Linked DNA regions of Homo sapiens: region 2 is linked to region 1. A link is a contact called in ENCODE Hi-C or POLR2A ChIA-PET data. All regions are on one chromosome and are shown on one strand. Each heading gives the region's core, a stretch centred on a gene start or an enhancer-like site at or near the end of the contact. The rest is flanking DNA. Distances are from core to core; before and after follow the strand shown. Region 1 has its middle 73 kb from the start of SLCO3A1. Region 2 has its middle 28 kb from the start of SLCO3A1.

What was found. A loop is a pair of places that touch in the nucleus more often than their neighbours do. ChIA-PET counts read pairs that join two places held with the same protein, here RNA polymerase II (POLR2A). Pooled maps may share reads with other maps.
Region 2: a pooled map of gastrocnemius medialis shows a loop between it and region 1 (7-fold over the local background). The contact joins two enhancer-like sites. A Hi-C loop is called at or near these places in 2 of 168 maps with a recorded cell type or tissue (heart left ventricle and sciatic nerve) and 1 of 50 pooled maps. POLR2A ChIA-PET finds 5 or more read pairs at or near these places in 1 of 52 experiments (activated naive CD4-positive, alpha-beta T cell).

Annotation. Positions count from the first base shown.
Region 1 is chr15:91,777,273-91,783,721 of GRCh38, reverse strand. No RefSeq gene overlaps it. Among named protein-coding and RNA genes, the nearest start is that of SLCO3A1, 73 kb to the left of the region's middle. Within about 2 kb of position 1,278, at least 2 of the 41 ENCODE cell types and tissues checked have a DNase peak (open chromatin) inside an H3K27ac peak, as active enhancers do.
Region 2 is chr15:91,822,400-91,828,793 of GRCh38, reverse strand. No RefSeq gene overlaps it. Among named protein-coding and RNA genes, the nearest start is that of SLCO3A1, 28 kb to the left of the region's middle. Within about 2 kb of position 4,378, at least 2 of the 41 ENCODE cell types and tissues checked have a DNase peak (open chromatin) inside an H3K27ac peak, as active enhancers do.

The sequences.
Region 1 (6,449 bases), core at 29-2,528:
GAGAGGTGGCAAAGGTTTCAGGGTGGGAGGCAGGCCTCAGGGGGTGGACACACAATGCTACTCACTTTGACTCACCCTGCATGGTACCTTGACATGATGGGCAGGAGGAGAACAGAATCTTCAGATAGATGTCAACCCTGGCAGCTGCCCAGATCAAGCTGGAGTTCCCTGAAGATCCTCAGCATGCTCTTGAGGTTGGGGGATGGTGTCAATGCTAATCATTAATAATAAAAAGCCAGAATCTTCCATGAGCTCTAGAGAGTGAGAGTCTGTAACTTTGCTTTATTTTTAACACCAAGTTTCTCCCAGCCTCACTCTCCTCTCATATATAAAGATGACCGCAAGTGCAAAAATTTGATTCCACTAAAGTGGAAGAGAGCCAGAGAATTTCTAGCTGGTTGGATTTGGGAGTTTTTCCTGTTATTGCTACAATTAAATAGATATTGGCAAATAGTGTAACCTGCAGGGAACCAAACAGAGTGTGGAAGTGCCTGGTTGGTTATAATTAGAAATATACATCATTCTCCTTTCACCGAAGTGACAGAGAGTGGTATTTAAAGGGACAGTGAGGAATGGCAGATGAACAGCCTTGACTCAGCAACAGTTAAAAGCCACCTTACAAATTACCGTACATTTTGCAAGTGTAGTTAATATTCTTTCCCCCTCATTTTTAAGAATGCATCTTAGACTGGTTGAGGTGTTTCATAGCTGAATCTAGAGGCATGTAAGCACAAGATGTTTACATTTCAACAACAAACTACCTTTGTAAGTATACGGTCTTTTCATCTGCAGGTTGTATTGTGCCTGTGTGTATTGATGAGAATGATGATTATTCAGTCACTTAGGAAAACATGAAATAAATCTATTTAAAACCCCGACATATAAAAAGTCCTGCTCATTTTCCTGGCTCTGATGAAGGCAATAGGAATGTAATTTTCTTATCTGTAAAAAACGGGGCCCAACTCCATTGTATTAGACAAACATTGATTACGCGCCAACTTAGTGCTGGGCCCCCTTACTAAGAGGGTGGGGAAGAGGGCAGAGGGCTGAGGGCTGAGAGGAAGAGGGGAGAAGAACTAGGCAGTGTAGCCTAATGGTTTAGTGCATGAACTTTGCGGTCTGATAGATTGGATTTGAAACTTCCTTCTGCTACTTCTTAACCTCGTGACCTCCAGCAAGCTACTTAACCTTGGTTTCCTTATGTGCAAAGTGAGAATAAAAACAATGCCTAGGTTTTTAGGGTAGTTGATATAAGATAATGCCAGTAACCATGAGGCAATAACGTTGGCATTGGGCCCATCTTGGCAAAAGTCCCACGTGGAGGTAAGTGTGCAAATAACACATTTCAATAGAATATAGTAAGTCATATGGTGGCACTATATTCTGTCACACGAGGGCCACTCTGAAGCTTATAATTAGGACCTAGTTTCCTGAAACTGGCATCTGGCTGAGTTCCAAAGGAAGAAGAAGAGCTCGTCAGATAAGAAGAGCATCAGAGATACTGAGGATAACTTGAGCAAAAGTGGAGAGGTATCAATCACCCTAAGGGAGCTAGGAGACAACCATTGATACTGCCCATAGCTCCTTCTGGGTGCTGTGAGGCTGACAACAGAGAACAGTGGACAGGGAACACATAGAGAGAGGCAGAGTGGGGCCAGGCAAGCAGCAAGTGATGAAGTGACACCAATCTAAGCAATTTCTCATTTGCTCATCAAGCACTCTGAAGGTCCAAAAGTTTTGATAGAGGGCAAAGCTGCACAAAAGAGACAAGAAGAAGGAGGCTTTGGCATTCTGAGTTTCCTGAGATGGAGCTGTGTTTATGATGCTCTGGGTGATCATGAATTTATACTGTCATGTGTTGGAGATTGGGACAAGTATGGCCACGGGGGTGTCTCAGCAGAGCTGTGCAGGGCCCTGACTGATGGCACTGTGTGAGAACACAAGAGGAAAGAGAAGACTATGCCCTCCTGGTCTGGAGACAGACATAGGCAGACACAGAACTGAGAGCCTGTCTTCGGTCTTCCTGGGTTGGGCAAGGGAAACTCAGCACAGCTCATCTTCCTAGGCAGCAAAGGGAGAATGGCATTGTGAATTAAGGGCAGTTTCTAGATGGTGGCTTATTCTGTGTTTGTGGACAGATAGAATGACCTTCAGGCCCAAAGACATGCTGTGTGAGGGGTCACTGGGCCAGAAAGGAGTGGATACATGACTGATCTTGAGCCTTGGTCCCCCAGTGGCTCATTAGCTGGATCGCAGCTGAGAAGAAAGGAGGCTGTAGCAGAATTATTATATCACTGATCTTAAGGTATCAGAAATTCTCAAAGGAAAGAAGCTGTAGAGGTACACATAAGGGAATACTTCATACTTTCTAGGTAAATATTTGAATGAAAAGTTACAGAAATATTAAATGATATGCATAGGCATTATAAAATCACTGAAAATAAAATAAGTTGAATGAAGAGCAATGCATGGCAGTGTCCTTTTGGTGAGGATGAGTCAAAATGGGAAAGTAAAGGAACGGTGGTATGCAGCCTTGAAGCGAGGCCCCCAGTGCACCCTGCCTTCTGGGCCTCATATCCTTGTGTAGTTCCCTCCCCATGAGTGCGGGCCAGACCTCCCTGCTTCTAATGAGTAGCATATGGCAAAAGGGAGAGGATGTCACTTCTGAGCCTAGATTATAAAAGATCATGACTTCCATCTTTCTCTCTCTCTCTCTCTCTCTGTGTGTGTTTTGCATTCTTAGTTTGCTTACTTTAATGAAGCCCACTGCCATGCTGCAGAGGCCCACGTGGCAAGGAACACAGGACAGCCTCCATCCATCAGCCACTGGGGAACTGAGGCCCCCATTCCAACAGCCCACAAGGAGCTTGAATCCTGTTAACAACCACGTGAGTGAGTTTGGAAGCAGATCCTTCCCCAGTCAGGTCTTAAGATGACTCGCCCTCGTCGACACCTTGGTTGTAGCCTGTGGGATCCTAAGCCAGAAGATCCAGCAATGTTGCACCCAGATTCCTGATTTACCAGAAGTGTGAGATAACTAATGCATACTGTTATAAGCTGCTGTGTTTGGGCTAATTGGTTGTACAGCCATAGATAACTAATACAGGAACTAACATCAACTGAGCAGTGCTCTGATGCAGCCTTTTACAGTTTATCTTATTTAGTTCCCTATTTTACTTCTGGGAAAACTGTTTGTTTAAGAATACAGGATGTTTAAGAAATTTGCCTGGGGTCAGCCAGCCAGAAAGTAGCAGACAAAGTTTCAACCAGGATCCACTGGCTCCCAATGTGTGTGCCAAGTCTATGATACCAGGTCAAAAGGAAAGAATTCCCCCAAATTAAAGCTTGTCTGGGGGAAACTCAGGAAACCCTTAGATATGGGTAAACTAAAAAGGCTACCTGCCCCCAAATACCTTTCCTGCTTCTTTTTCAATGCCCTGGGTCCCGGCTTTGGGTTAAAGACTCAGACGGCTGACTGCATGCAAATGCACCACCTCATCTTCCCCTTGGTAGGACGCAGGTCCCCAAGGAGATGGTAAGCAGGGGAGCTCTGAATGGGGCAAGGGTGGGAAGGGAGCACAGGCAATGTGAAGCACTGGCTTAAAGGCCAGGCACAGGTGGGGTGTCAAGGTCAGGGGAGAGGATCTTCGGGCAGGGCAGGGCAGTTTTGAAGATATCGGGCACTTCTAGGGCAGAGTGGGTGGTGTGCTTGGGTGCTTTCTTACTTGGAGGAGTAAGGAGGCAGCTGAAAGGAATTGGGGGACAGGGAACCAGGGACAAACTCTGTCCCTATTTAACCTCTGGTCGGCACTCTGAAAACAAAAAGATGTGAAGGTTTTCTCTGTGAGACTAAAGCAGTCTCCGCTTGTCTATGATTTCGCTTTTCAAGGTTTCAGTTTCCCAGGGTCAAACTTGAAATATTAAATGGAAAATTCCAGAAATAAACATTCACATAACTTTTATTACAGTATGTTGTTATAATTGTTCTATTTTATTATTGTTATCCTCTTACTGTACCTAATTTATAAATGAAACATTATAGGTATGTATATATAGGAAGAAAGATTAATATACATATACATACACACACACACACACACACACACACACACACACACACACACACACAGATGGTTCTGTACTAACTTTGGTTTCTGGCATCCACTGGGGGTCTTGTGATATATCCCCCATGGATAAGGAAAGTCCTCCTGAAATGCCATTGTCAAGTCTAAGGACTCACTCATCCATATATTGTGTAGGAATTACACACAGGATCTAAATATTCAAAGGGATCCTGCCCTCAAAAGAAACAAGATTTCCAACGGGGATTTTCATTTCATTGCATTCTTCTCTGCATTGATTCTGGAGTCCCAGGTAAAACAAAGCAGGTAGAAAGCAAAGAAAGGCTGCTTAAGGGCATGCTAGGGTGCTGTTGGGGGCACAAGCTGCTAGCTGCAAAGATCTACCATTTAATTTAGTCTCAGGCTGGTGCAAGGATTAACTCTAAAAAACCCGTGCAGCCTCAAACTGAACCTGCCAGTAAAGGGAGCCTACAACATTTTTCGTGCTTCATTATTATAAAATATTTGACACACAGAGATATGCATAAAGAATACTAACGACAGCAATAATAAAACTATGTACCCACCACCTAGCTTTGTTAAACTGTACTATTTTTCCATATATGTATATTGTAAAACACATATGTTGTAGATTTTTATCAAGAAATAAAATAGCACAGTTAAAGCTGAAGCTCCCTTTGTAACTGCTCTAAAGCCATTTTTCACTTTGTCCCCCAAAATAACTACCGTCTTAATGTTGAGGATATCGTTCCCAGGCAGATTTTTATTTTTTAAAAAACTGTTTTAATGTTTTATTTTTTTGAGACAAGGTCTTGCTGTGTCACCCAGGCTGAAGTGCAGTGGCACAAACACAGCTGACTGCAGCCTCAACCTCCTGTGCCCAAGCGATCCTCCCACCTCCGCCCCTCAAGTAGCTGGAACTACAGGTGCACCCATGCAGATTTTTTCACTTTTACTACATAGACATGTGTCTATCAACCATATATAACTTAGTTTGCAGAGTTTTAAGCTTCATATTAAGGATGTCATGTTGTATGTAACCTTTTGTTATTTGCTTTATTTTTATTTTAAAAAATTTTGTAAATTTGTATTGAAATTTTCCACATAGGTAAATGTAGCTCTAGTTCATTCATTTTAGCTCCTTTCCATTTTGCTTACTTTCCATCTTATAAAAATTTTACACCTTTTTAGTAATTAATTCTCCTGTTGATAAGCATATAGATTTTCATTTCTTTTTTTCTCTCTTAAAAAATTCTTTTCATTTCTGCTACTACACACAATGCAATAATGACATTTTTTCTGCATGGCTCCTGGCATACATGAGTGAGTTTCTCTATGAAAAGGTAGAAGTGCTGAGTTGTAGAAGATGCATGTTTTCAGATTATGACATATTATAAAAGTGCTTTTCAAAGTTATCCCAACAATTTACACTCCTACTCACAATGGCTGGGTGTTCCCTTCATCCCTGGTTCCCCAATCTTTCTCTGCATGATGTGGTTTCCCGATGCAAGCCCCACTGTGGTTGTTTCCCTCTGGTTACTCTCTGATGGGTCAAGCTCCTACCTAACTAGCACTCAGGACTGAATGAGATGAATTTGGATATGATTCCACCCCTAAAAAGCTTGTTGGAACTCTCTCTTAAGTTTGGCAACAAATTTCTTCTGAATTTTCTCTCAATAGATAATACCTAATTGTAAGCAACCACCTCCTCTGTGGCTCACACTGTCCATCTTCTCACTGGTTCATTAAAGCACCAGTAGCCTGGGGGCTCATAAAAATAGTTCTACAAATCTGTGCCATTAATTCCTTACCTTCTTTAAAATTGAGAGCTTTCTGAAAGTCAAATGAGAGCAGTAGACACACACACACACACACACACACACACACAGTTGCATCATTTCGCATGCAATTCCAGAAGGCTCACTGACATCTGAAGCAAATCTGTAGATCTCAGGTTAATCCTGCACTGAACCGTGTTGGAGAAGAATTTGCCCTATTGAAGTGCACCTAAACTTGGGACTATCGGGAAAACGTTCCAATGTCCTAAAGGTTTATAGGAATTTTACTGAATCTTAATATGTTTTTAGGGTTGTTAGTATTGTTTTAAGATCAAACTCCAACTGTACTCATGATGCAGCAGGGTAGAATGGAGAGTTTAGATTCTGCCATTTCTTGTTGGGATGAGATACGTAACCTCTACTAGCCTCAGTTTCATTATCTCACAAATGGACTCATGTCTCACAGGACTCTTGTGTGAATTAATCAAATCTATCCTAGTGTTTGAAATGTGGCAAATATTTAATAAATGCTGGCTTTTTTTTCCCTACCTTAGCCCTTTGAAACTTGGCTAGCAGATCTATACAAAGA
Region 2 (6,394 bases), core at 3,129-5,628, 42 kb before region 1:
ATAAAAAAATAATAATGAGGCCCACTATTGTGGAGTATGCATCATCATAGTTATCACATAGCCCCTCATGATGATAAGAGAGTTGACATAGTGCTAAGAACTTGGTCATGTATGAAATCCTGATATGACTCTGTCTTCATCTTTAGTAACATTTCACTACATGAAGGCTGCACTTTTCATGATGGTTTTAAATATTTTTACACAATGGATGTAAATGGCAGTCAATGTAAATAAAGAGTAAGAAAGTGAGCCCAAGGAAAATAAAACATGATTGAAAGAACCAGGTATTTGTCATGGATAAGAGGAAGTCCAACGCTTTGAATCAAGGCAGAGACAAATAGCGGAGGTCAAGGTAAATTGTGTGTAAGAAGCAAGGTAGATTTATAAGAAACAGGCCACCATAAACCCTGAAGCTTTGAGTCAAGCAGGAGTCAATTTATGGGCAATCAGAACCCAAGGGATTCTTAGGAGCTGAAGACAGAATGTAAAGCAAGGAGAATGCAAGAGAGAGCTTGTGTAGCAGAGGCAGGATGTTGTACAGTTGCTGTCCTGGGTCGAGGAAATTTTCAGTCCATTCTGCCCAGTCCTAATTCAGTCAGGGTGTAAAGTTTCCCTTCCACTTACAAAACGTCAGGCCTCTGTTAGTCTACTATAAAGTGTCTAGGGCCACAACATGCGGTTGTCCACAGGCAATGGGTCAGCTGTGTGAGGGAGGCCAGTATAGCCTCTTGTACTGAATGCTCCATGGCTGGTAGACTGATGGCTGCAGTGGGTGACCATTGCTCAGTGACAGCCCAGGCCTGCTCAAATTCCACTTAGTCTCCTGATCCTTATGAAAGAAGTTCCTTCCCTCATTCTTTGAGAACTAAGATACAGACATTCCTTCTCCTACTGACCAAGACACCCCGGGCATTCCACTGGCAGTGGCCCCAGGGGCCTGTGGACAACCCGCCCCCCGGTGGCCCTGCCACTCAAGACTCACTTGAGTCTTCCTTCTAGCCTGGCAATGACTCCCAGTCTTCCCCTCTGCAGCACAGCCACTCCAACTTTGTCCCAGTGTCTCTCCTGTTGACCTACACTTATTCTGTAGAGTTTAGGTTTCTTCTTTAGGAAGGGGATCTCTTCTTTCAAAGACTAAGTATCCATGACGGGGCCTCGAAGATAAAGGCTTATGGCCCTCCCCTTCCTCCTTTCATTGACAGTCCTGAGTCCTGCATCTGTGCCTGCCTATTCTCTCTCTCAGGGTTTTGACCCAGACTCCACTCCAATTTTTGCCGGGTCAACCGTACAAAATATAGCTGCATGTGCATACAGACTATTAAATGTCCTGAGAAAGACCTCCCCCAGAGGTAACCGGGGGAGCCATGAGAGCCCCAGGGAAGCCCGTGCTTGGCCATCATCTGTTCCTTTCTTGAGCCAGGCTCTGGAGGAACAAACAGGACGTGGCAGGGGTGTCAGCTAAAGAGCTAGTCCTCACCTCCTGCTGCTTTGGGGCCCATTGGCAATTGCAAGGCCCACTCTAGGCTCACCCCCACTGGAGGAAAGCTTTCCTGATTGTATGGCTAGACTCCATGATGAATGATGCCAGAGTTAAGAAAGCCAAGAGGATGAGAAGGATTCCCCACTGATAGGAAGTGAGATTTTCAGCCAATAATGAAGCTCACTTGGCCAAAGTCTGGGGGCCTGGAAGATAAATACACATGTGCAGAATGAAACCTACATCCCACTTCCCTGGAAGGAGGTAGATTTCTGGATGAAAGAAAGTGTCATTGGAGTGGAAGTGGTGGGTAGGGGGAGGGAACAATAGTTTATTAGGGAAATAATGCATTGAATGTCATGTTTTAAGAAAATATTAAACAAATGTGTGATTTATTCTCCTAGTAAATGAAGCAAGAATTCCAATATATTCCCAGGGAGGACAGGAGGCATACATCACCTCTGGAAAAAGGAGGATATGTGTATACACGAGTCCCAGAGTGGAAGAACAGGGTAAAACCTACCCAACTACCTGGCTCGTTGTGGGAAGGAGAAAGGAAACAGGTAGTGGAGGCAGGAAGTCAGACCTAAGCATACTGACCTCCCTGCTCCAGGCCAACAATGAGGCAACACTTTACGAAACCCATGTCCGGGCAACTGCTCTTCCTGGCTTCATTTATATTTGGCTGTTGTTTTTCTCTTTTGCATATTTAATTCATTTTTTAGATTTTAGTATGGGAATGCATGTCGCCCATTGCAAATCCCTGTGGAATGAAAAACAATATGCATTCATTATGAGAATATATAACAATGGAGAAATAGCCTGTATCTAGGCTTAGTCCAGATAATTACAGGGTCTTCAATTTTAGGGAAAAAAAAGAGGGCTCCAAGAAGTTTATTTTGGGAATTTGGAAGCATAGTAGAATCCGAGCCTTCCTATTTTATTTTCTGAGAAATCGTGTGGGTGTGTGTGCATGTGAGTGTGTGTGCATGTGTGATAGGGGAATGGCAGGCACAGAGTTGGTGCTAAGGGTGATAAATATTACATGTAACTGACAATGACAATTACACATTTCTTATATGTTTTCAAGGAATCAGAACACACCATACACACACACACACACACACACACACACAGACACACACACACACCCATGTCAGTTTTCAGAGAATTAGAACACAATTTCACTTAACACTAAAATATGCCGAACATAATTTTAATCTTTCTTTGATGATCCAGAAGCTATTTTAGGCTCCCTATGCCTCTGGGTTATTACTATGAACATAAATTATTATCATGCAATTCTGCACCGTTTAGGTTGTTCACATTTTTCTGGTTATTTTACCCTGAATGAATGGGAGCTTCTTGTAGTACTTTAATTACTGTGCAGAATTAATCATGAATGTGCAGATCATTTAAAGGTATGCTTGGGTCAACTTAGAGGGAAACAATAAAATTTGTCCTAAAATGGAAATGTATATGAAAACTCTGCTAGTTGGGCGTGTTTGGTGATTGATTTCCCAATCAAACATACAAGAATTCCAGGGAGAAATAGTTCGTATTTACTTCAGAAAATCAGAGAAAATTTTAGTGAGGAGGTTGCATTTGAGCTTGGCTTTGAGGTATCAACCAATTAACTAAGACCAGAGGGCATTCCAGTTGTGGCCTGTGGAAAAGCAGCATCAACATCCCCTTGTCAGGAATGCAGGATCTCAGGCCCTCACTCTGACCTGACTAAATCAGAATCTAAAGTTTAAGCAAGATCCCCAAATGATTCGTGTGCATACTAAGTGTTGAGATATCCTAGTTTAGGATATCATTCGTATTATTTGTAAATAAGGGTGAAAATGGTATCCCATTATGAGAATCCTTGATACCATGCCAAGGGATCTCGACTTTATTTGGTGGATCATAGGCAGTATCCAAAGCTTATAAGCATATAGGGACAGCCAGCCTGGACATGAATTAACTAGAGTTGGTGCAGGGCAAGGTGCCCTGATGCATTAAGCTCCTTGAACTTGAAGTCTAGAGAGAGGAAGGATGGTGGAGCAGCTAGACTGACAGGGTATCACTGGGGAGACTGGATCAGTGGCTATTTACCAGATGCTGATGTGAAAATGGAAGTGTTACTCTGGCTTCTGTGTTTCAGATAGATAGTAGTGAGGAGACAGAATCCAGGGGTGAATAGTTAAAAGGTTTTGTGATTATTGAAGACAGAGATTTAACTCTTTATTTTGGGAGGCTACAGAGAGGATGGATATAAGGATAAAGATACTTTAGAAATTGCAGAGGCAAATTGACAAAACCTGGCCTATTCAAAAAAGATACCTTGGGGTATATTAACCCTTCAGTTGCAAAATTTTAATATGATTTCTAATGGGAATAGTGTCATTTAGCTGAGCTGAATTTTCACTCAGACTTTTGGGTAATGGTAATTAATGGAGCTCAACCAATTTGAGCAATGTTGTTTTCATTTCACCTCTTGTCAGTATTGTCTGATTATGCTAAAAATGAATGATAGATGCACATTCTCCCCTCAAAACGTAATCAATTCAGTAGGGTTTCAACTTTAAAAGCATCTGAAAGGCTTATTTACTCTGCATTTGAATACACACAATGAGAGAATGAGGGCATATTGGCATTAAGTGACAGTTACAAAATTTGTGTGTAAATACAGTCAACATATCATTTTTATTGACAAAAAAAGAAAACCAACATTTATTGAGCATGTGCCAAGTTTTGGTTACTCAGTGAGTGACCTTCCATAAGTGACCTTCCTTTCATGTCCGCACCAAATCCACAAGATAGTTCTTTTCACTGTTATGCAGAAACATGAGGACAGAGACTGGCATGCGTTATTCGCTCAAGGTTTCTGGGCTCTGAGCCATGGGATTCAGACTCAGGACTGGCTGACTCTGAGGGCTGGGTTTTCTCTCTCACACTATGCTACCTCTCAAGAAAGTAAGATTCAGAACTCTTTTAATTATGGTAGGAATTACATTTTCCAGTGAAATGGCTAGAAAAAGCAGAAAGAAAAAAGGAAGAAATGTGAGAAGTCAGCCTTCTGGGGCCTCTGGTGGATGCCTTTGAGCTGTTTTTGGCTTTGCTGTCTGTTGGGGGCTGCCCTGGGACCCTTTGGAAGGGGCAATAAACATGAGTGAAGCTAAAAGCTTTGGGGAAAAAAACGAATGTTCTTTTTAGACAGGAGTTTGGTGATGTAGATTCCGGAAATTTTTGTAAGATAACAGTGGCAGGTTTTGCCCAATGATTGGGTCGATATAGAACACAAACCCTGTGTTTGTGATTTATCATTACCTATTTAGGGTTAATCATAGGATGATCAGCTCAGGGATTTTGATCTTTATGAGCCTTTTAGCCTCCTCTAGGCTTGCACTATGCCCTCTGTGATAAAGTCAATGGAAGCCATTTATTGAGTGCTTACTATGGGCAACTCTCATGCTGCGTGCTTCGTATTCATATGATTCCTTCTATCCCTTACAATTATCTATGGGGTAGCTATTTTTATCCCCACTTGCAAGCAAGAGCATTGAAGCTTAGAGAAATGAGATAATTTGCTTAAGCTAGGAAGTGTAAAACTATGGTTTGTCGTCAGGTCTATCTGCTGATCACAAAAGCAGCTTCTAAGAACCATTATGCTATACTGCCTGTATTAATCTGTTCTTGCACTGCTATAAAGAAATGCCTGAGATGGGGTAATTTATAAAGAAAAGAGGTTTAATAGGCTCATGGTTCTGCAGGCTGTACAGGAAGCATGGCAGCATCAGCTTCAGGGGAGGCCGCAGGGAACTTACAATCATGGCAGAAGGCGAAGGGAAAGTAGGCCCATTATGGCCAGAGCAGGAGCAAGGTGGGTGGGAGGTGCTACACACTTTTAAACAACCAGATCTTGTGAGAACTCACTCACCATGATGAGAACAGCACTGAGAGGATGGTGCTAAACCATTCATGAAGTATCCACCCCCATGATCCAATCACCTCCCATCAGGCCCCATCTCCAACACTGAGGATTACAATTGAACATGAGATTTGGGTGGGGACACAGATCCAAAGCATATCACTGCCTTTTATAAGTCTGGTTTTTTTCCCAAGCATTTGTTGACTTTGCTGACTTTCTCACTGAACTATGAGCTACTTGAGGGCAAACCTGAGCCTTATCTCTGGGACCTGAAGCCTAGGATGGTGCCTGATACATAGTAGGCACTTATAGGCACTGGAAGAAAGAAACAGAAGGAGGGTAAATGGAGGGCAAAGCTAATATTTAGTGTTTATCCTAGTCTTTTCTATATGTAAACATAAATATTTCTCTCTCTATATTTAATGTGAGAGCATCATAATATACATACTTTTTAGTAATCTGCCTTTTCCCTGAATTTATATGAGCTTCTTTCTGAGTCATTATTTTTCTAAAATTATTTTGACATAAAAATAAATATGTACAAGTATTATGTATTCATAGTAATTTAAAACTACAAAAAATTTAAAATGTGTTTCCCATTTTCCTCTCTTTCCACCAGAAAAATAAGCTGTTTATTGGGGGAAATTAAGATACATTACCTTGAGATTCTCTCATGGGGCATACTGGCTTCTGGAACTCTATTTAAAACTTAATTTTCAGAAAAAAATAGCCATCCTCAATGTAGGACTAGATAGAATTGTAAGGGCAAATACTGGTAAGATTATTTCCAAGTTTAATTTTATCTCATCCTAGAGCCACAATATTTTATGAAATGAAGCTAAAAGCCCTAAAACAGCACAAAAGGAAACCTTCATGCTCTTAATAAATTTTATCAATACTCCAGATTTTTATGTTTTAAAACAATAAACCAGTTTACCACCAACAAACTACATATTTAGTTACTCAAAAGTGTGGTTAGTGTTCAGTATATGTTGAATGTT